Regions from separate parts of the Homo sapiens genome. Here region 1 is linked to region 2. Evidence: chromatin loops called from intact Hi-C (ENCODE). Cell type or tissue: endothelial cell of umbilical vein. All regions are shown on one strand. Links, peaks and the distances in the headings refer to the core of each region. The heading gives the core; the rest is flanking DNA. Region 1 holds the start of LINC02243 (long intergenic non-protein coding RNA 2243). Region 2 overlaps PABIR3 (PABIR family member 3).

Region 1 (11,856 bases), core at 2,633-7,632, 130 kb after region 2:
GGGGCCAGACATGCCTTCTTATACTTCTCTGGTATTAACATCAATGCAGTCTGGTAAGAAGCATTTATGGCCAGGCACGGTGGCTCATGCCTGTAATCCCAGCACTTTGGGAGGCTGAGGTGGGCGGATCACCTGATGTCAGTGTTAGGTCTCTGAGCCCAAGCTAAGCCATCATATCCCCAGTGACCTGCACGTATACATCCAGATGGCCTGAATCAACTGAAGATCCACAAAAAAAGTGAAAATAGCCTTAACTGATGACATTCCACCATTGTGATTTATTTCTGCCCCAGCCTAACTGATCAAAGTACTTTGTAATCTCCCCCACCCTTAGGAAGGTTCTTTATAATCTCCCCCACCCTTGAGAATGTACTTTGTGAGATCCGCCCCGTGCCCCCAAAACATTGCTCTTAACTCCACCGCCTATCCCAACACCTATAAGAACCAATGATAATCCCACCACACTTTGCTGACTCTCTTTTCGGACTCAGCCCGCCTGCACCCAGGTGAAATAAACAGCCATGTTGCTCAAACAAAGCCTGTTTGGTTGTCTGTTCACACGGATGCGTGAGACAGTCAGGAGTTCGAGACCAGCCTGGCCAACATGGTGAAACCCCATCTCTACTAAAAACACAAAAAATTAGCTGGGCGTGGTGGTGCATGCCTGTAGTCCCAGCTGCTCAGGAGACTGAAGCAGGAGAATCGTCTGAGCCTGGGAGGCAGAGGTTGCAGTGAGCGGAGATCTGTCACTGCACTCCAGCCTGGGTGACAGAGTGAGACTCTGTCTCAGTAAAAAAAAAAAAGAAGCATTTACAATCTATTCTCTCTGAAGCCTGCTACCTGGAGGCTTCATCTGCATGATAAAACTTTGGTCTCCACAACCTCTTATCACATCTCAGACATTTCCTTTCTGTTGATACCAGGTCTTCAGATAAACTCAACCAATTGTCAACCAGAAAGTTTTAAATCTACCTATAACCTGAAAGCCCTCCTCCCTGCTTTGAGTTGTCCCACCTTTCTGGACCAAACCAATGCACATCTTAAATGTATTTGATTTAAGTCTCGGGCCTCCCTAAAATGTATACAACCAAGCTGCACCCTGAGCACCTTGGGCAAATGTTCTCAGGATCTCCTGGGGGCTGTGTCACAGGCCATGGTCACTCATATTTGGCTCAGAATAAATCTCTTCAAATATTTTAAAGAGGTTGACTCTTTTTGTCGACACAAACAAATATTTATTGTGCACCTAGCAGGTGGCAGGCTTAGTCCTAGATGCTGGGGATGCAGCAGTGAATAACACAAAGTTTTACCCTTATGGAGCTCACATTCTAGGGGCGGAAGGAAGAAAAATAAACAGCAATTTCATATATTACCTTTGTGAGGTCATAGTAAATACTAAGAAAGATAAAGCAGAAGAAGAACGCAGAGATCAAGTAGGGTAGATGTCAGGCCTCAGAGTCCAGGCTAAGCCATCATATCCCCTGTGACCTGCACGTATACATCCAGATGGCCTGAAGTAACTGAAGAATCACAAAAGAAGTGAAAATGGCCTGTTCCTGCCTTAACTGATGACATTACCTTGTGAAATTCCTTCTCCTGGCTCATCCTGGCTCAAAAGCTCCCCCACTGAGCACCTTGTGTTCCCCGCCCCTGCTCGCCAGAGAACAACCCCCTTTGACTGTAATTTTCCTTTACCTACCCAAATCCTATAAAACAGTCCTACCCCTATCTCCCTTCGCTGACTCTCTTTTCGGACTCAGCCCTTCTGCACCCAGGTGAAATAAACAGCTTTATTGCTCACACAAAGCCTGTTTGGTGGTCTCTTCACATGGATGCGAGTGAAAGTAGAGACATGCCATTTATGATATGGTGTTCTGTGAAGCAGTGGAGAAAAGACTGAAGGAAGTGAGGAAGCCGCAAGAAAACCTGGGGAGCCTGTGGTGGTTCACGCCTGTAATCCTAGCTTCTCAGGAGGCTGAGGTGGGAGGATTACTTGAGCTCTGGAGTTTGAGACCAGCCTGGGCAACATAGTGAGACCCTGTCTCTACAAAAATAAAAAATTAGCCGGGTGTGATGGCACATGCCTGTAATCCCAGCTATTTGGGAGGCTGAGGCAGGAGGATTGCTTGAGCCTAGAAGGTTGTGGCTGCAATGGGCCATGATCTGGCCACTGCGTTCCAGCCTGGGGACAGAGTGAGACCCTGTATTAGTCAGTTTTCACACTGCTATACCCAAGACTAGATAATTTATAAAGAAAAGAGGTTTGACTCACAGTTCAGCATGGCTGGGGAGGCCTCAGGAAACTTAAAATCATGGTGGAAGGCAGAGGGGAAGCAAGGCACCTTCTTCACAAGGCAGCAGGAAGGAGAAGTGCTGAGTGAAGGGGGAAGAGCCCCTTATAAAACCATCAGATCTCGTGAGACTCACTCACTATCACAAGAACAGCATGGGGGAAACCACTCCCATGATCCAATTACCTCCACCTGGTCTCTCCTTTGGCATGTGGGGATTATGAGGATTACAATTCAAGATGAGATTTGGGTGGAGACACAAAACCTAACCATATCAGACCCTGTCTCTAAAAAATAAAAATTTAAAAAAAAGAAAAGAGGCCGGCGCGGTGGCTCACGCCTGTAGTCCCAGCACTTTGGGAGGCCGAGGCGGGCAGATCACGAGGTCAGGAGATCGAGATCATCCTGGCTAACATGGTGAAACCCTGTCTCTACTAAAAATACAAAAAATTAGCCGGGCATCGTGGCGGGCACCTGTAGTCCCAGCTACTCGGGAGGCTGAGGCAGGAGAATGGCATGAACCCGGGAGGCGAAGCTTGCAGTGAGCCAAGATCGTGCCACTGCACTCCAGCCTGGGCTACAAAATGAGACTGTGTCTCAAATAAAAAAAAAAAGAAAAAAGAAAAAAAAGAAAGTTTGGGGGAAGAGCATTCCAAGCAGAGGGAATAGTAATTGCAAAGGCCCTGAAGTGTATAAAAGCTATTTAGAAGTTCAATGTGCCATTCAATAATGAGAAGCTGACCTCAGGTGGGTTGGTTGGTTCTATAATCTGAGCCCAAAAAGCAAGGACCACTTTCTCTTTCTTTCTTGCTTTCTTCCTTCCGTCCTTTCTTTTTTTTTTTCTTTTTTTTTTTGACAGAGTCTTACTCTGTTGCCCAGGCTGGAGTGCAATGGCACTATCTCAGCTCACTGCAACCTCCGTCTCCTGGGTTCAAACAATTCTCCTGCCTCAGCCTCCCAAGTAGCTGGGATTACAGGTGTCCGCCACCATGCCCAGCTAAGTTTTTGTAATTTTAGTAAAGATGGGGTTTTGCCATGTTGCCCAGGCTGGTCTCGAACTCCCGACCTCACGTGATCGACCCGACTCAGCCTCCCAAAGTGCTGGGATTATAGGTGTGAGCCACCACACCTGGCTGCAAGGACCACTTTCTAGGCAAGAAAACCAATAAAAGAAGAAATTCTGAGAAGACAACACTGGCTAAGTAGGGAAGGCTCTGTTACCAGAAGGCTCTATTGTAGAAGGGCCCAGATGCCAGAAAATGGCCCTGAGCCAGGGAGCCAATGTCACTCTGGAAACAGGTCAGTAGTGTGAAGGGAGAGGCTCTTTCAGATGTCCCTGGCATGAATATTGTGGCAAGCAGAATAATGGAGCCCCAAAGATACCCATTTTGTAACTCCCAGCATCTGTGAATATGTTACATGGCAAGGAGGTGTAAGCTAAAAGAATCCAAAGTCCCTCCACCGACTGAAGGGACTCCTTCTTGGCCAAGGAGACCTCTCACAAAAACCTTAAAGACTGAATTCCTGGCCATGACAAGAAGTGAGATTGAACGTGCCTCATTATACCCCCACCCCTTTGGAGCTTAGGCACAACTGACCAGCATTAAGGTTAAAATAGAGATCATAACACTGACAAAACAGACTCTTTATGACTAAGATACCCAATTATAAACAAGACCTAAGGCTATGCAAGTCAAAGGTTAAATTGCAGTTGCCAGTCATTGATCTTGTGACATAGCATCCTTATCTTAAAACATTCCTTTCTGTTGACTCCCAAGTTTTAGACAGAGCTTTACTCCTTTAACCAACTGCAAGTTAAAGAATCTCGGAGGCCACCTATGACCTGTAAACCCCCACTTCAAAATATCCAGCTTTTTTTGGCCAAACCAATGTATAAACTCTATGTACTGATTTATGACTTTGCCTGTAACTTCTACTTCCCTGAAATATATGAAACAGAGTTGTGACCTAACTGCCTCATGACCACTTACTCAAGGCTTCTTGGATTTGTGTTTCTTCCTGGGCCCCAATCACTCATGTTGGCTTAGAATAAGTCTCTTTAAAATATTTTAGAGTTTGTTTTTTTGTTAACTGAAGAATTAAGTTTGTAGGTGGAATTAAGGTTGCTGATCAGCTGACTTTGAGATGGAGCGATTATCCTGGATTATCCAGGTAGGCCCAATATAATCATAAGGATCCTTATAAATAAACAAAGGAGGCAGGGAAATTTGTGTCAGAGTGATTTGATATGAGAAACGCTCAACCTATGCCTTTGAAGATAGAGAAAGTGGGTCAGTCATGAGTCATGTGGTGACCTCTAGAAGCTAGACAAAGCCAGGAAACGGATTCTCTTCTGCAGCCTCCACAAGGGAATGAAGGCTGGCATCTAAACTCAATCAGCAAAATAAATTCAATAAGGAAGATTTGAAGATCAAAGACCTTCCTCTCTCTGGCTTCACATTTCTCATCACTAGGTCAGTGATGTTCAAATCATTTTTAGGTGATAGTTTTATGTGTCAACTGACTGGGCCATGGAGTCAAGAGGGTTTGGTCAAGCATTATTCTAGGTGTGTCTGTAAAGGTAGGTAGGTGTGTGTGTGTGTGTGTGTGTGTGTGTGTGTGTTTTAATATAGAGATAGGGTCTTGCTCTTGCTCTGTTGCCTAGACTGGAGTGCTGTAGCATGACTATAGCTTACTGCAGCCTCAGCCTCCCAGGCGCAAGCAATCCTCCCATTCCAGCCTCCCAAGTATCTAGAACGACAGGTGCATGCCAACACCTCTGGCTAATTTATTTTAATTTTTTTTTTGTAGAGACAGGGTCTTGCTCTGTTGCTCAGGCTGGTCTCGAATTCCTGGGCTCAAGTGATCCTCCTGCCTCAGCCTCACATAGCCCTGGGATTACAGGTGTGAACCACTGCACCCAGCCTGTAGGGTGTCCCTGCATGAGAATAATATCTAAATCAGTAGGCTGAGTAAAGCAGATTGCCCTTCCTAATATGAGTGGGCCTCATCCAACAGTTGAAAGCCTGAAAGAACAAAAAAGCTGACCCTTCCCTGAGTAAGAGAGAATTCTTCCTGCGTGATGATCTTCAATCTGGGACATTGACTTTTTTTCTGCCTTTGGCCTGAAACATTGGCTCTCCCTGGGTCTCGAGCCTGCGGGCCTTTGGACTGGAACTAAATTATCAGCTCTCCTGGGCCTCCAGGTTGTCTATTCACCCTGCAGATCTTTCAACTTGCCAGACCCCATAATTATGTGAACCAATTCATTATAAAAATAAATCTCGATTGCTGGCAAGATGGCCGAACAGGAACAGCTCCGGCCTGTAGCTCCCAGCGAGATCGACATAGAAGGTGGGTGATTTCTGCATTTCCAACTGAGGTACCTGGTTCATCTCATTGGGACTGGTTGGACAGTGGGTGCAGCCCACGGAGGGCGAGCCGAAACAGGGTGGGGCATTGCCTCACCCGGGGAAGTGTAAGGGGTGGGGGAATTTTCACCCCTACCCAAGGGAAGCCATGAGAAACTGAGCCTGAGGAACTCCAGCACAGATACTGCGCTTGTCCCATAGTCTTCACAACCCACACACCAGGAGAATCCCTCCGGTGCCCACCCCACCAGGGCCTTGGGTTTCAAGCACAAAACTGGGTGGCCATTTGGGCAGACACCCAACTAGCTGCAGGAGTTCTTTTTTTTTTTTTTTTCTTGAGATGGAGTCTCACTCTGTCGCCCAAGCTGGATTGCAGTGGCGCAATCTCGGTTCACTGCAAGCTCCACCTCCCGGGTTCACGCCATTCTCCTGCCTCAGCCTCCCGAGTAGGTGGAACTACAGGTGCCCACCACCATGCCCGGCTAATTTTTTGTATTTTTAGTACAGATGGGGTTTCACCGTGTTAGCCAGGATGGTCTCGATCTCCTGACCTTGCGATCTGCCCGCCTTGGCCTCCCAAAGTGCTGGGATTACAGGTGTAAGCCACCGCACCCGGCCTGCAGGAGCTCTTTTTTTTTCCATACCCCAGTGGCGCCTGGAACACCAGTGAGACAGAACCATTCACTCCCCTGGAAAAGGGGTGCAGAAGCCAGGGAGCCAAGTGGTCTGGCTGAGCGGGTCCCACCCCCATGGAGCCCAGCAAACTAAGATCCACTGGCTTGAAATTCTCGCTGCCAGTACAGCAGCAGTCTGAGAGCGACCTGGGATGCTGGAGTTTGGTGGGGGGAAGGGCGTCCGCCATTGCTGAGGCTTGAGTAGACCGGTTTTACACTCACAGTGTAAACAAAGCCACTGGGAAGTTCGAACTGGGTGGAGCCCACTGCAGTTTAGCAAGGCTGCAGTGGTCAGACTGCCAGATTTCTCTTCTCTGGGTGGGGCATCTCTGAAAAAAAAGGCAGTAGCCCCAGTCAGGGACTTACAGATAAAACTCCCATCTTCCTGGGACAGAGCACCTAGGGAAAGGGGTGGCTGTGGGCGAAGCTTCAGCAGACTTAAAGGTCACTGCCTGACAGCTCTGAAAGAGAGCAGCAGACTTCCCAGCACAGCATTCAAGCTCTGCTAAGGGTCAGACTGCCCCCTCAAGTGGGTCCCAAATGGAACCAACCCAAATGCCCATCAATGATAGACTGGATAAAGAAAATGTGGCACATATACACCATAGAATACTATGCAACCATAAAAAAGGATGAGTTCATGTTCTTTGCAGGGACATGGATGAAGCTGGCAACTATCATTCTCAGCAAACTATCACAAGAACAGAAAACCAAACACTGCATGTTCTTACTCATAAGTGGGAGTTGAACAATGAGAACACGTGGAAACAGGGGGGGGAACATCATACACTGGGGCCTCTCGGGGGGTGGGGAGCTAGGGGAGGGATAACATTAGGAGAAATACCTAATGGAGGTGACGGGTTGATGGGTGCAGCAAACCACCATGGCATGTGTATACCTATGTAACAAAACTGCACGTTCTGCACACGTACCCCAGAACTTAAAGTATAATAAAAAAGAAAGAAAGAGAAAAAAGAAATGATTGATGGTGTTTTTCAGAGGACCCCAGTCCCATTATCTGCCTTGGAAATGGGACTGGGGTCCTTTGAAAAACACCTTTTATCATTTCTTACGTTTTTTTTTTTACACAATTAATACCATACCACTGCAGAAAATGTGTATCAGTAAAAAGGAAATAAAACCACTGGCATTTCTACCACCCAGAGAAAAAAATAATAATAAATCTCTTTTGGCCAGGCTCGGTGGCTCACACCTGTAATCCCAGTACTTTGGGAGGCTGAGGCAGGTGGATCACTTGAGGTCACGAGTTCGAGACCAGCCTGGGCAACATGGCAAAACCCTGTGTCCACTAAAAATACAAAAATTAGCCGGGCACGATGTTGTATGCCTGTAGTCCCAGCTACTCGGGAGGCTGAGGTAGAAGGGTCACTTGTGCCTGGGGAGTGGAGGTTGCAGTGAGCCGAGATCGTGCCACTGCCCTCCAGTCTGGATGACAGAGTGAGACTCTGTCTGCCTCCCCTAACAAAAAAAATTTTGAACAAATGTAAGTGCATTCTTCCAAGGACAATTCCTCTTTGGAGAGTTGGTGGACCAGAAGATGTTGTGAAATGTGAGCTCGCTGGATGTTGAGTTTTCCAGGTGCTTAAGTCCTCACTGTGCTGCCCTTGTGACCTTCAGGCCTAGGTCATCAAGATGCACAGCACAGGACAGAAGCCCCTCTAGTCCTGCACCTGGTGACATGGAACTGCTGTGCTGGTCCACACAGACACAGCCTCCAACCAAGCCTGGCTCCTACCCATCACAGTTCTGTAGGCTGCCCATTTGCAGAAGGCCTTCCATCTGACACTCCTCCTCGCCTGCTTGTTCTCCAGCCATGTTGTGGCCAATTTGCCATGAGGAGGTTGCAGTGGCCAAGACTGTTGGAAACTGTGCGGTGTAGCTGGGAGAGAAAGGACACACTCTAAATGTTCTTACTGCCTGTGACGATGCAGCTACAGCGATGTACTAGCTGCTCACAAGCCTGTTCCTTCTTCCATTGTAGGGCATGAAGAATTCCCTTATCACTGGGTAAGAAGGGGGAACAGAAGTTTTTCTCATGCCTAATTTTGCGTTTTCAGTAAGGTCTTTTTCAGCTTGTCCAGGAGAAACTGGAAAAAAAAAGATACTTGAAATAAACTGAAGGACATTTAAACAAAGAAACACTTGAAATAAATTGAAAAGAATTTTTTTTTTCTTTTTTAACATTAACATATTTTGCAGGAAGAAAAAATATAAAGGACACTAGGGGCAAATAAATTTCTGTGTTTACAATAGCAAAGACCTGGAACCAACCCAAATGCCCATCAATGATAGGCTGGATAAAGCAAATGTGGCACATGTACACCATGGAATACTATGCAGCCATAAAAAGGAATGAGATCATGTCCTTTGCAGGGACGTGGATGGAGCTGAAAGCCATCATCCTGAGCAAACTAATGCAGGAACAGAAAACCAAACACTGCATGTTCTCGCTTATAAATGGAAGCTGAACAGTAAGAACACATGGACACAAGGAAGGGAACAACACACACTGGGGCCTGCTGGGGTGGCAGGGGGAGGGAGAGCATCAGGATAAATAGCTAATGCATGTGGGACTTAATACCTAGGTGATGGGTTGATAGGTGCAGCAAACCACCAAGACACACGTTTACCTATGTAACAAACCTGCATGCCCTGCACATGTATCCCAGAACTTAAAAAATATGTGTGTGTGTGTGTGTGTGTGTGTGTGTGTTTAAATGGAAAACCATCAACCAAGAGAGAGCAGTATCCACTCGCAGATTCGGATCCCAGAGTCCTGAGGCCTTACATGTCTGGAATCAATGCATTCTCAACTGGTCCTGTAGTAAGATGCTCATGGGGTTTGTCTTCAAACTCACTGTTAGAGGACTTTTTAAATCACAGGCTTAGCAAACCGGCCAAATTACTGCCACTCTTCTAGGTGGGAACTCTCAGCTGTTGCTGAAGGCCCCAGATGTTCCTGTGCTACTCATTCAGATTCCTCACGGTCACTTACACTCCTTCCTTTTTTGACTAGCAGGAAACAGCAGGATGGGCCAGATTCTCACTTGCCTATCTATCGCTCTTGGATGATTCTTCTCAATTGTGATGCTTCTGTGGCACATTGACCATCTGTACCTCTAGAACCTACACAAGGGATTGCTTCTTCTTCTCCTTCTCCTTCTCCTTCTTCTTCTTTTTTTTTCCTGAGAGGGAGTCTCGCATTGTCGCCCAGGCTGGAGTGCAGTGGCAGTCTCGGCTCACTGCAACCTCCAACTCCCTGGTTCAAGTGATTCTCCTGCCTCAGCCTCCTGAGTAGCTGGGATTACAGGCATGCACTACCATGCCCAGCTAATTCTTGTATTTTTAGTAGAGATGGGGTTTCACCATGTTGGCCAGGATGGTCTCGATCTCCTGACCTCATGATCTGCCCGCCTCAGCCTCCCAAAGTGTTAGGATTACAGGCTTGAGCCACCGCGCCCGGCCAGGGCTTGCTTCTTTTAACCAGCCACGGGCTGGCTTTGTCTGGTGACCTTATCTGCCTGCTATTTCACTGTTCCTGCTTCCATTCACCAATTCCAGTGGTGTAGCATGCTTTCAGCCCTTGGCCGGCGGACCAGCAAGAAGATGGACCTTTACATTCAAGCAAAGGTGGCTTTATAACAAGAAGAACTGAAGGCTGAAACAATCTCTTGCTGCTGCAAAGAACAAATTTTGTGTTTCTTTTTCTAATCTTGAAAAATGACCTCTTGAAGAGATTCCATGCTACTTTCTCTTTCTCCCTGTATGGGACCTTAATGTAGCACAGTGAGACTCAAAGAGGTGCACATTTTCTATTACCAGTGCTCTGGGCTGTGGGGCTTTCAGCTGCTGCTGCCAAAATCTGGTCGTCTAAAATTCTTCCAGTAGAGGCTAAAAGATGATACAATTCCTTAGGGTTCTTAATCGCCACCTGGTTGTTTTCCTATTCTTTGCTATCTACCTGCGCTGGCTTGGAAACCTGCTAAGAAAGGCACAATGTGGTGCTTAGGGCATCTCCAGAAGCCCAAGACCATCAGGCAATTGCCATGTATTCAGAGGGAAGTTTTTTTTTTTTTTTTTTTCATCTGCAACTCAGGAGCTGGGCCTCTGCTACAGGCACTTACAAATGATGTTTTCATTTTAAAAGACTTAACAATCTGATATTCAATATGGCTCATGGTGGAGCTCCAGCATTTCTCCCTCCCTCCTGGTTTACCTACAGAGGTAGACTCAGAAGGAGATTGTGGTCTGCGTTTCCTGTTAGGAACGTATCAGTGCTCATCTTATTATTATAAGCCCCTTACTTTTGCGAATTTAAAGTAGTACTGACAAGCCTGGATTGTGAAGTGGGCTTTGCTTGGTCCTTAGGAGGCTAGCCTAGATTTTGCCACTGGGGAAGATCAGTTTTCAGTTTCCCACAGTATGCTGTTTTTTTTTTTTTTTTTTTTGGAGACAGAGTCTCACTCTGTTGCCCAGGCTGGAGAGCAATGGCATGATCTCAGCTCACTGTAACCTCCACCTCCCGGGTTCAAGCGATTCTCCCTGCCTCAGCCTCCAGAGTAGCTGGGATTACAGGCGACCACCACCATGCCGGGCTAATTTTTGTATTTTTAGTAGAGACGGGGTTTCGCCATGTTGGCCAGAATGGTCTCCAACTCCTGACCTCAGGTGACCCTCCCAAAGTGCTGGGATTACAGGAATAAGCCACCATGCCCGACCAGTATGCTGCTCTTGTAGTGGCCTTCTTGAGTCCACTCTTACCTCTTGGTGTAGAAGTTACACTGCTATGTCAGTGTAACTTCTGAGGTCAATGTTTCCAAGTGAGATGAAGCCAGTGCTTTGAGCTGGGCTTTGAGCACAAGTGAGCAAACACCAACATTCTCACACTCTTTTTTTTTGAGACGGAGTTTTGCTCTTGTCGCCCAGGCTGGAGAGCAATGGCACGATCTCGGCTCACTGCAACCCCCATCTCCCGGCTTCAAGTGATTCTTCTGCCTCGGCCACTCCAGTAGCTGGGATTACAGGCTCCTGCCACCACATCCGGCTATTTTTCTTTTCTTTTCTTTTCTTTTTTTTTTTTGTATTTTTAGTAGAGACAGGGTTTCACCATGTTGGCCAGGCTGGTCTCAAACTCCTGATCTCAGGTGATCCACCCACCTCGGCCTCCCAAAGTGCTGGGATTACAGGCATGAGCCACCGTGCCTGGTCCCAATTTGCTGTTTCCCAGAAAATCTTATTTCTTTTTATTTAGAGAATGCATGTCTTTTGTGTTAAGAAACCAAAGAGAAATAAAGAACACTTCTTATATATATATATTTTCTATATAATTCCATATAGATCCACCTAAGGTTTTATTAATTAAATGAGAAGAGAATTACTGTTTTTAACCCTAAAGGGTATTGATTATGGTAAAACTGTCAATAAAAAATGGGTTGCAGGCTGGGCACGGTGGCTCACACCTGTAATCCCAGTACTCTGGGAGGCAGAGGCAGGAGGATT
Region 2 (11,856 bases), core at 4,331-9,330:
GCGAGACTCCGTCTCAAAAAAAAAAAAAAAAAGAATTTTGTAATGGATTTTATATAACACATGTTTTTGTTTTTCTTTTTAGTTTTAATTCACAGGTGTTGCAAGCTGACATGTTAAGAATTAGGACAAACAGAACAACATTTAGGAATCGACGCTCTCTGGTAAGGAAATGCTTATAGTGGCCTCCCTGTCTAAGACTTGTGCTTATTGGTCTCAACCAATGGTCTTCAAACTTGAGCATTCACAGGGAGGGCTTATTAAAACACAGATGGCCAGCGGGAGTCTCACCCCCAGGGTTTCTGATTAAGTAGATGGGGGTGGAGCATGAGAATTTGCATTTCTAACAAGTTCCCACTTTGAGAAACACTGCTCTAAACATTACTGAAGGAAAAATAAACACATTGACTACAGTTATGATTGCTGCAGCTGCAACAGAATTAATTTTTAAATCCCATATGGATTTAACATCGAGATTTTATGTATAAGACCATCTGGTTTCCCTTTTTTTTTTTTAAAGAAAATTCTAACTTTGAGAGGAAAATTTGCAGACTCTCCTAAAAGTAATTTTCAGGCTTTTAGACTTTTATCTCACATTTATCTTGAATTGTAAATAAGATTTGCTTTTCATGGTATTATCATGCAATCTCTAAATTATAACTCTTTTCTACTAATTATCCTGTAAACATAGGGAATATACTTGTAGATCAGTAAGCCAAGGTGAATACATGATTCATTATATGATTTTATTGAGGTGAAATTCACATAACATTCAATTAACTGTTTTAAAATATACAATTCAATGGCATTTAGTGTATTCACAATGTTGTTCAACCAGTACCTCTCTCTAGTTTCTAAAGTGCATACATATCCTTGTCTTGTTCCTCATCATTGAATATGATTTTAGCTGTGAGTTTTTGGTAAATGTCCTTTATCATGTTAAGGAAATGTCCTTCTACTCCTACTTGCTGAGTATTTTTCTTTTTCTTTTCTTTTTTTTTTTCTTTTTTTTGAGACAGAGTCTCACTTTGTCACCCAGGCTGGAGTGCAGTGACATGATCTCGGCTCACTGCAACCTCTACCTCCTGGGTTCAAGCTATTCTTCTGGTCAGCCTCCCAAGTAGCTGGGACTACAGGCGTGCACCACCATGCCCAGCTAATTTTTTTGTATTTTTAGTAGAGACAGGATTTCACCATGTTGGCCAGGCTGGTCTCGAACTCTTGACCTCAAGTGATCTGCCCACCTCGGCATCCCAAAGTGCTGGGATTACAGGTGTGAGCCATTGAATCCAGCCTTGCTGAGTATTTTTATCATGAAAGTGTGTTGAATTATTTCAAGTGCTTTTTCTGCATCTCTTGGGATGATCATGTGTTTCCCCACCTTGTTCAATTAATATGGTATATTACATTGATTTTTTTCCATGTTGAATTACCCTTGCATTCCTGGGATAAATCTTTTTGTATCTGTATTCATAAGAGATATTGACCTGTTGTTTTCTTGTGGTATCTTTTGCTAGCTTTGGTATCAGAGTAATGCTGGCGTCATAGAATGTATTAGGAGGTACTCCTTTGTCTTCTACTTTTGTAAGAGCTTGAGTAGGATTTTATGTTGATTCTTGTTTTTTGTTTGTTTGTTTTTGTTTTTGTCTTTTTGAGATGGAGTTTTGCTCTTTTTGCCCAGCTGGAGTGCAGTGGCACGATCTTGGCTCACTGCAATCTCTGCCTCCCGGGTTCAGGCGATTCTCCTGCCTCAGCCTCCTGAGTAGCTGGGATTACAGGCACCCGCCACCACGCCCAGCTAATTTTTTGTACTTTTAGTAGAGACGGGGTTTCATCATGTTGGCCAGGCTAGTCTCAAACTCCTGACCTCAGGTGATCCACCCGCCTTGGCCTCCCAAAGTGCAGGGATTACAGGTGTGAGCCACTGTGCCTGGCCTGGTGTTGATTCTTTAAATGTTTAGTAGAGTTCAGCATTGAAACCATCTGGTCCTGGACATTTCTTTGTTGGGAAGTTTTTGATTACAGACTCTATCTCTTGTTATAGGTTTGTTGAGATTTTCTATTTCTTGAATCAGTTTGGTAATTTATGTGTTATGTGTTATGTATTATAGATTTCTCTTATAATATGATTTGTAATGTGATAGAATCTCTAGAATACATTTTAGTGAAATGTTATAGCTTGATACCAATTTAAAAATATTGCTCGTGGCCAGGCGTGGTGGCTTACACCTGTAATCCCAACACTTTGGGAGGCCAAGGCGGGAGGATCACCTGAGGTCAGGAGTTCAAGACCAGCCTGGCCAACATGGTGAAACCCCATCTCTACCAAAAATACAAAATTAGTTGGATGTGGTGGTGCATGCCTGTAATCCCAGCTACTGGGGAGGCTGAGGCAGGAGAATCGCTTCAACCCGGGAGTTGGAGGTTGTGAGCCAAGATCGCGCCACTGCACTCCAGCCTGGTGACAGAGTGAGACTTTCTCTCAAAACAAACAAACAAACAAACAAAAACAAAAAAAAATATTGCTTGCTAATCTTAAAACTGGACATTTTCTTCTTCATAGAATGATATTCAATATTGTTCCCACAAATGCATTAATTTTATAGTGGGAGAAATTATAACTGTTCATTAAATAAATATTTCTTCTTTCTACTCATTTACTCATCCATTCAACGATATTTGTTGAGCACCTGCTTGCCTCTCAAAGCCTTCCATACCTATCCAGTCTTCTACTCAACGAAGCCAACATAGTGGTTTAGGACCCACTATGTATTAGGCCCTGATCTAGTTGCCAGGGTTGATCTAACTGAGTTTGGGGAGGAGATAACATCTTAGTTGAGATCTTACTGATGTGAGAGGGTTAGCTAGTTTGGGATATTGGTGGCAGGGGTAGACAATATTCCTGGTAGAAAACAGCATGCTTGAAGTCCTGGAAAAGGAAGTGTGGTGTATAGATAAAAGAGTGTGTATAAAATTTGAAAGAAGTGCATTTTAGCTACAGTGAAAGCAAAGATACAGTGGTGAGAGATGTGGTTGAAGAAGTAGACTAGTGCAATATCTTGTAGGGCCTTCAAGTCATGTTAAGTATTTTGCACTTTATCCTAGGGTCAGTGAGAAGCCATTGAAGAGTTTTGAGCCAATGATTGACATGATCAGATTTGTTAAAAGATTGCCCTGGCTGCAGAGTGGAAAGTGGATTGGAAGAGGGCAAACGTATATGCAAGAAGATCAGATAGGCTACTGCAATCACCCTGGCAAAGAGCTGATGGTAGCTTGGACTAGTGTGATGGTAGTGGAAATAGAGAAAAGTTCCAGATTCAGGAGAAATTTCAAAGATGGAATCAATGGACGGTGGGAAACAGTGGAGGCAAACCTGACTCCTAGGTCTCTAGCTTGGGCAGCTGATGGGATGGTAGTGACACAGAATAAGAAGGGACCATTGCAAGAAGAGTAGATTTACAAAGGAGGATGAGTTTAGCTTTGTACATGTTACATTGGAGGTTCTCTTGGACCTGTAAACTAGTGATGTTCGATGTACTAGTTTGAAGCTCAGGAGTGAGAGCTGGACTAGAGATAACCATTTGGGAATCATTGGTAGATTGTTATTTAAAACTGTGGGAATTAATGATATGACCTACAAAGAGAGTATAGAAAGAGCAGAGAAGAAGTTGCAGGACAAAACTTTAAAAATCACCAACACTTAAAAATCAGTCAGAAGAAGAGTGATGGACTAAGTAGAGAGGCAGGAGGAGGCTTCAGAAGAGAGTAGTACCATGAAAAAACAAGGAAAAGTAGTAAGTCATATGCTGTCAAGCCGTCAAACAGACTGAAAAGTGTCCTTTGAATTACCAAAACAGATATTACTCATGAATTCTTATATTTGAAAGCACTTTCAGTAGAAGGAGGAGTGGGGTGAGATTAAGCCAGATTTGATTTTGAAGAATAACTGAGAGCCAAGGACCTATAAATGGCACTGTACATCCAGGCTCAGTTATTTGGGAGGCAAATCCCTCATCTGTAAAATGGGAATGTAAAAGTAACTGCTTTGTAGGTTTGTTGTGGATTACCTTGGTCAGTATGAAGCACTCAGCACAGCACTGGCACATACTAAATGCTCAATAAATATGTGGGTTTTTTTAAATCAGTAATAGTACATATAGTCAGCAACCGGTGCACCTGGCTTTTTAAAAATTATAATTTTAAAATCTTTTTTTCTAGTACCAAATACTTAAAGGATATTTTTTCTTTCTTTTTTTTTTTTTTTTTTTTTTTATTTGAGACAGATCTCTTGCCCAGGCTGGAGTGCAGTGACGTGATCTCGGCTCACTGCAACCTTCGCCTCCTGGGTTCAAGCGATTCTTCTGCCTCAGCCTCCTGAGTAGCTGGGACTACAGGCACGCGCCACCACACCTGGCTAATGTTCGTATTTTTAGTAGAGATGGGGTTTCACCATATTGGCCAGGCTGGTCTCAAACTCCTGACCTCGTGATCCGCCTGCCTCGGCCTCCCAAAGTACTGGGATTACAGGCATAAGCCACTGTGCCCGGCGATTCTTGGCATTTTAAAAATGCATAACATTCCTTAGGAATTCTAGGCTCCTAATTTGCATAACGTTCAGTTTAATATAATGTATATTTAAAATAAACCATCTTATATAACAGATTGTGTTTGGCAGAATTGAAGTCATTTTAACTTATTGGATGATGGGGATTTCAAGGCTTGTTGGTTTAGCTTGCTATAGCAATACTATGCATATGCTTTTATTGTGTCTAAGTATCACTTCATTATTATTATAAGACATAAGTAAGTATATACTTACCTTTAGTATAGAACTGCTGAATTTTCTAGGAGAATGACATGATGAATTAGAATGCTTTTGGCAAAAGCAGTAAAATCCAATTAGAAGAGACTTAAACAGCCTGGGCGAGGTGACTCAGGCCTGTAATCCCAGCACTTTGGGAGGCCAAGGTGGGCGGATCACCTGAGGTCGGGAGTTCAAGACCAACCTGGCCAACATGGTGAAACCATGTCTCTCCTAAAAATACAAAAATTAGCCGGGCATGGTGGCATGCGCCTGTAATCCCAGCTACTCAGGAGGCTGAGACAGGAAAATCGCTTGAACCCGGGAAGTGAAGTTTGCAGTGAGCCGAGATCACGCCACTGCACTCCAACCTGGGTGACAGAGTAAGACTCTGTCTCAAAAACAAAAACAAAAGCAAACAAACAAACAAAAAACAGAGAGACTTAAACAATAAGGAGCAATAAGGAGCATTATTATCTCAAATAATAAGAAGCCCCAAGAAAAGGAGGTTCTAGGCCGGGTTAGTTCAGTGGGCCAATGACATCATCAGAGACCCAGGTTCCTTCTATCTTTCCACCCTACCATCTTCAGCAGCCACAGTTAATTATGTAACTAGTAATTAGACCCAGGGTTCAAAATCAATGGATAGCAAGCTCTTATATATATTTAAAGATGTCGAGAAGGATATCTATCAACCTATCTTTAGTAGATATCTCTGGAGCATGACATTATAGGCAGAATTTTATTTTTACTTTATGCATTTCTATACTAGTTGGATGTTTTTCACAAAGCATGAGCAATACAGGTGTTTTCATTTCTAGTAGATATTATATTACAAAATAGAAACATTATTCTTGAAAAAATACAAATATTATTGAATGATATCATAAACTATAAGTTTAATGGTTATGTCCTATACTGGTCTATCCTTAAAATTGGTGCCACAGGCATCTAAAGTAGCCAAATTCATAGACACAGAAGGTAGAATGGTGGTTGCTAGGGGCTGGGAGGAGGAGGGAATGGGGAGTTGTTGTTTAAAGGGTACAGTTTTGCAAGGGTACAATTTTAAAGGGTTTCAGTTTTGCACGATGAAAAGAGTTTTGGAGATTGGCTGCACAACAGTGGGAATGTACCTAACACTGCTGAACTGTATACTTCAAAATGGTTAAGATGGTAAGTTTCACGTTAGTGTATTTTACCACAATTTTAAAAATTGGTGCTGCTTTTCATGTATTTAAATATGGGTAAAACAGGCTGGGCACAGTAGCTCACGCCTGTAATCCCAGCACTTTCAGAGGCCGAGGCAGGCGGATTACTTGAGTTCAGGAGTTTGAGATTAGCCTGGTCAACATAGTGAAACCCCGTCTCTACTAAAAATACGAAAAATTAGCCAGGTCTGGTGGCACGCGCCTGTAATCCCAGTTACTTGGGAGGCTGAGGCAGGAGAATCTCTTGAACCCGGGGAGTGAAGCTTGCAGTGAGCTGAGATCCCGCCACTGCACTCCAGCCTGGGCGACAGAGACAGACTCCATATGAAAAAAATATATATATACACATATATATGTATATATATATATTTTATATTATATGTGTGTGTGTGTGTATATATATATATATATGGGTGTGTGTGTGTATACATACGTATATAGGTAAAACCGTGTTTTAGAAACAAATCACTGTGACAGAGGGCATTGAAGAGCCATGGGTTTTTGTGTTGAATGAACACAAAAATAAAGATGCGTATTTTCCAAGCATTGTAAAAAAAAAAAAAAAAAAAAAAACTGTTCCCTCACAATTATTTTGTTTAATTAAGTGCAAATATTTTCTTCACTTCTCTCAGGAAATTACTTCACCCACTTCTGTTGAACAGAAGCCCAAAGACCTCTTCTGACCTTGAGACTATGCCTTCTCCCAAATCGCCCCTTTGCTTTATCTCCTAAGAACTCTGAAGTTGCCATGCCTGTTCCTTTCTCTCCCACCAGGAATTCTGGCACTTCTGCTCAAGCCGGATGTCACTGCGTCACTTCTCCATCCCCACCCCCTCCTCTTCCAAAGGAAGCAGGGGAAATGTCTCATCTTCCTAAGAGAAAAGGTTGTGCTTTTCTTGAGCAATTCATCTGTTCTAATTTTAGGCCTACTGACATCTGTCTCATTAGGTTTTGCTTTTCCTATTGGCAACCACAAACCCCAAATCTAGTGTATGGCCCACAAAGTTGCAAGCATGTAATACATTCCTGATCCTGCTTTATGCCCTGCACATCTAGCCCATGTTCAGTTCATGTTAAGTAGCATTATAAACCATCTTAAATCATTTCTGAAACTAGGCAGAGACATTTATAAACACAGTGTACAACCCTTTGTTTAGGATTTTCTGAGCATTTTATCTCTAGTTACTATAGTAGGAAATGGCTTAAAAACAGCAAACCTAGGAAAATGAAAAATAATTTTTAAAAATCTTAATGTCTTTACAATATGAATTTTCTGTGATCTCTCTTAAATGGAACTAAGCTTGGTTTTTCCTCCTATCTTAATCCTTTCACTGGAGATAATTCTTAGTAATTAGCTTCACCCAGCACCCTCCCTAACCTCCCGCTACTTCTACTCCCAGCCACCTTCACACCATGACATCATTCCTTGGTGCTGATACTCTTGGTTCCTTCCAAGGACTTTTCTTTCTTCCTGGAGTGTGAGAAAAAGGCACAGTGGGAAATTTACACAAAAGATACCAGTGATGTTTATTACATCTCAGTGAAGTCATTATTTCTATTTTAATACTTTGTTTCATGTGGAAAAATTATCTAAGGTAATTCCTTTGCAAACGCCACTTGTAGTACTTAATTTGGGGAGAATTCTCTTCCAGAAGCCTTGTTTTCTGCAATTAATTTCTCACATTATTACTAAAAGAATCAGCCAATACAAGATTTGATCCACATTTTGTCCAATTAAAAAATTCTTGTAGCTTATGATTCTGTAGCTCAAGTTCAAATCCTACCTACCTCAGACATTTCACACTATCTCCCTGCTGGTGTCATCAATTTCAGTCTATCTTCTCATGATTTCCTGGATGAAGTTTTTCAGTGGGAAATCCTAAGCCTTTGCCTGAACCTAAATTGGTTCCTTCCCATCCCTTAGGTATAAATTAAAAATAATCTCTTCTAGGGAAGTCTTTCATCATTATTTTATGAAGGAAATTTGCCATACCATGTTTTCTCACTTATAAGTCGGAGCTAAATGATAAGAACTTATGAACACAAGGAAACAACAGACACTAGGGTCTACTTGAGCGGGGAGGATGTGAGGAGGGAAGCAGAAAAGATAACTATTAGGTACTGGGCTTACTACCTGGGTGATGAAATAGTATGTACAACAGGCCAGGCGCGGTGGCTCACACCTGTAATCCCAGCACTTTGGAAGGCCAAGGTGGGCAGATCACCTGAGGTCAGGAGTTTGAGATCAGCCTGGTCAACATGGTGAAACCCCATCTCTACTAAAAATACAAAAAAATTAGCTGGGCATGATGGTACGTGCCTGTAGTCCCAACTACTCAGGAGGCTGAGACAGGAGAATTGCTTGAACCTGGGAGATGGAGGTTGCACTGAGCTGAGATTGCACCACTGCACTCCAGCCTGGGTGACAGAGCGAGACTCCGTCTCAAAAAAAAAAAGAAAAAATATGTATAACAAATCCTGGTGACACATGTTTACCTATGTAACAAACCTTCACATGTACCCCCAAACCTAAAATAAAAGTTAAATAAATAAAAAATTAAAAAATAGAAAGTAATTGTCTTATTTATGACATGTCATTATAATACAGCCAAAGTGTCATAATTTCTATAGAAAGTATATGTATACATTTAAGTTCAGGTTATATATCTTTTTCATTAGATTATAAACTTTATAAACCATAGTGTTTCATGTTATATATTGTGAATTTTCTGGGCATTTGATTGATGCAGATGTGAACCTTAGTAGCATGAATTAAACGTATTAAAATTCTGCCTCTTCAAAGGTGTGTGTGTGTATCTGTATATATGTGTATATATATGTATATTTGTATACGTGTATTCTATGTACATATATACATATATACATACACGTATACATATATATGCATATACATGCAAAATGTATACATGTACACATATATATCCATGTGTATATGAGAGTTTTTCAGGAAAACCTAAATTTTTCAGATTCTGTTCATGCCACTGCACAACTTCTCAATTAGTGTTATTAAAGGGAAACACTGAGGAAGAATCTCCAACACTGTATAAATCACAATGTTTTCTGCTTGCTTTGAAAGTTTGATTATTTTTATAGTATGCCTTAAGAATGGGCACGTAAATATTTTTTAAATTAGCAATATTTGGGGTTCAAAGTAAAAAAGAAAAAAAAGTCACAGTATCTAATGTTGAGAGGGTATGAGGAAATAGGTATTCTAATACACTACTGGGAAGTAAATTTGTATAAGTTTTCTGGAGGGCAGCTTGGTGATATGTATCAACAACCTTGCAACCCAGAAACTCCAGCTCTATGAATTGATCCTAAAGAATTAATTAAGGATGTGCACAAACATTAGCTTAAAAGATATTATTACAACATTATTTATAAGAGCTAGCAAAAAATATGGCAACAGCCTGAATGTCTAACAATAGGGAATAGGTCAATCGAAAGAGCCTTCGTTACGTGTATTTGAATTCCAGTTCTAGCAATGACTGCATAACCCCTTGGACAAGTTGCTTAATCACTGTAGCCCTCAGTTTTTCTGAGGCAAAATGAAGGTGATAATAATGCCTACCTCATGGGGTTGCTGTGAGAATTGAGTGAGATAAAACGTGTGGCACATAATAAAAGTGCTGCTTATTATTATGGTACGTCCTTACAGTATAATATTCAGCACTTAAAATGGTGTTGCAGATGAATTTTAACATGGAAAGACTCAGAATGTATTAAATTATATATATTGAGTATATATGCTTTATAATGAGAAAAAATGTGAGCCTATTTCTGTTAAAAACAAAAAGATCAGGGCCAGGCCCGGTGGCTCATGCCTGTAATCCCAGCACTTTGGGAGGCCAAGGCGGGTGGATCACTTGAAGCCAGGAGTTCGAGACCAGTCTGGCCAACATGGAGAAACCCTGTCTCTACTAAAAATATAAAAATTAGCCGGGCGTGGTGGCGCACGCCTGTAATCCCAGCTACTCGGGAGGCTGAGGCAGGAGAAATGCTTTAACCCAGGAGGTGGAGGTTGCATTGAGCCAAAATTGGGCCACTGGCCACTGCACTTTAGCCTGGGTGACAGACTGAGATTCCTTCTCAAAAAAAGAAAAAAGAAAAAAAATAAAAGATCAGGACAAACAGGCAGAGCATAGGGGAATTTTAGGACAGTGAAACTATTCTGTACCATACTATAATGATGGATGCATGTCATACAAAACCCTTAGCATGTCCAACACCAGGAGTGAACCTAAATGTAAACTATGAACTTTGGGTGGTAATGATGTGCCAATGCAGGTTCATTGGTTGTAAAAAATGCACCATTCTGGTGAGGGATGTTGGTAGTGGGAGAGGCTGCACTTGTGTGAGAGCCGGAGGGGGGTATGTGGGAACTCTTTATAATTTCTGTTCAATTTCGCTGTGAACTGAAGAGTGCTCTAAAAAATAAAATATATTAAAAATAAATAAATGAAAGTTCAAATAGGAAAAGACTGGAAACTGCTGGGTAACAGGGGACAGATAGCCTAGTTTTATAAATACTTAGCATATAATTCAAATTGTTTATGTATCATTAAAGGATGTATTCTAGAGTGTTTGATGATGGTAGTAATAATGGTGGTAGTAGTAATAGTTACCATTTATTTAGCACAAACTCTGTGCCAGGTGCTGTGCTAAACACATTACATGTATTATCACCATTATCACATTAAATAGATGCTTAAAACAGCAACTCTAGCATGTTGTTCATAACACTATTGCCTATAGCAACAAATTATATATCCAATGTATCCCTTTAATATAAGTTTTATCCAGAAAAGATTTCTGACTTTTGTTAGAAGGGTCAGCTAGTAGCATTATTGATTTGAATTACAAATTTCCTTAAGATATCAACCCTGGAACATGATTAGTACAGGCCAGTCTGAGTTATGCGCCAGTCAAGAGTCCACAACTGTCAGATTTTTTTTATTATTATTATTTTTTGAGTCAGTCTTGCTCTGTCATCCAGGCTGGAATGCAGTTGATCTTGGTTCACTGCAACCTCCGCCTCCCAGGTTCAAGTGATTCTCCTGTGGCAGCCTCCAGAGTAGCTGAGATTATAGGCGCCTGCTACCACGCCCGGATCTTTTTTTTTTTTTTTTTTTTTGTCTTTAGTAGAGATGGGGTTTCACCATGTTGGCCAGGCTGGTCTTGAACTCCTGACCTCAAGTGATCTGCCTGCCTTGGCCTGTCAAAGTGCTAGGATTACAGGTGTGAGCCACCGCATCCAGAGTGACATGTTTATACCCATTCTCTGGATAGCAATAGAACCAGGCTCAGGGCTGATGATATGTATCTGAGTATATCTATTCCAAAGTTAAATAGATGGTGCTATTAGGTGTAACCTGCTCTTCTCCTATGTATAACAGAGTAGATCATTTTCCCACAGTTCAAACTCTTTGAGCATGACATTTAAAGCTTTCTAATATCTTCACGCTTTTGGCCTCAGAGTCCTTTCTCCCTCCACGAACTTGGTGTGCCACTCACACAGGGCCAGTATCCTGTCTTAAAACATGCCAAGCACTTTCACTTTTCTGTTGCTTATGCTGGCAAACTCCTTGTTCTGAAGGTCCAACTGAAATACCACCTTATGCCTTTCTTATTTGTCTTCCACCTCCCAGCCCCTACACACACCCACTTCATCTTTGCTTTTTATTCCCACCCCACTTTGCTTTCATTTGACATGCACTTCCTTGTCTCTTATATAAAATCTGCTTCCAAGACTGGTTTCTTCAGTGGATTGTAAGGTCTCTGAGTAATAACTGAGGGTAATAACAACAGCTTATTAGCTGTCTTTTTTTT

The links. Peaks named below come from ENCODE experiments on the same cell type or tissue, not always from the same donor. Only the 100,000 strongest peaks of a DNase experiment are listed, where the experiment ranks them.
Region 1: a loop joins it to region 2, with 12 times the contacts of the local background. A loop is called at or near these places in 1 of 110 quality-filtered maps.

The regions. Positions count from the first base shown.
Region 1 is chrX:134,944,891-134,956,746 of GRCh38, forward strand. It overlaps LINC02243 (long intergenic non-protein coding RNA 2243), which reads left to right and starts at 4,659. Exons shown (of 3, transcript NR_134925.1): 1 at 4,659-4,765; 2 at 5,310-5,645; 3 at 7,975-8,492. In endothelial cell of umbilical vein, for the core only: no CTCF peak of the experiment used is centred there; DNase peaks (open chromatin) are centred at 4,141 and 4,581; H3K27ac peaks cover 1,602 bases.
Region 2 is chrX:134,814,689-134,826,544 of GRCh38, forward strand. It overlaps PABIR3 (PABIR family member 3), which reads left to right. Exons shown (of 11, transcript NM_001388447.1): 3 at 83-161. Among named protein-coding and RNA genes, the nearest start is that of PABIR3, 13 kb to the left of the region's middle. In endothelial cell of umbilical vein, for the core only: no CTCF peak of the experiment used is centred there; a DNase peak (open chromatin) is centred at 6,823; H3K27ac peaks cover 2,158 bases.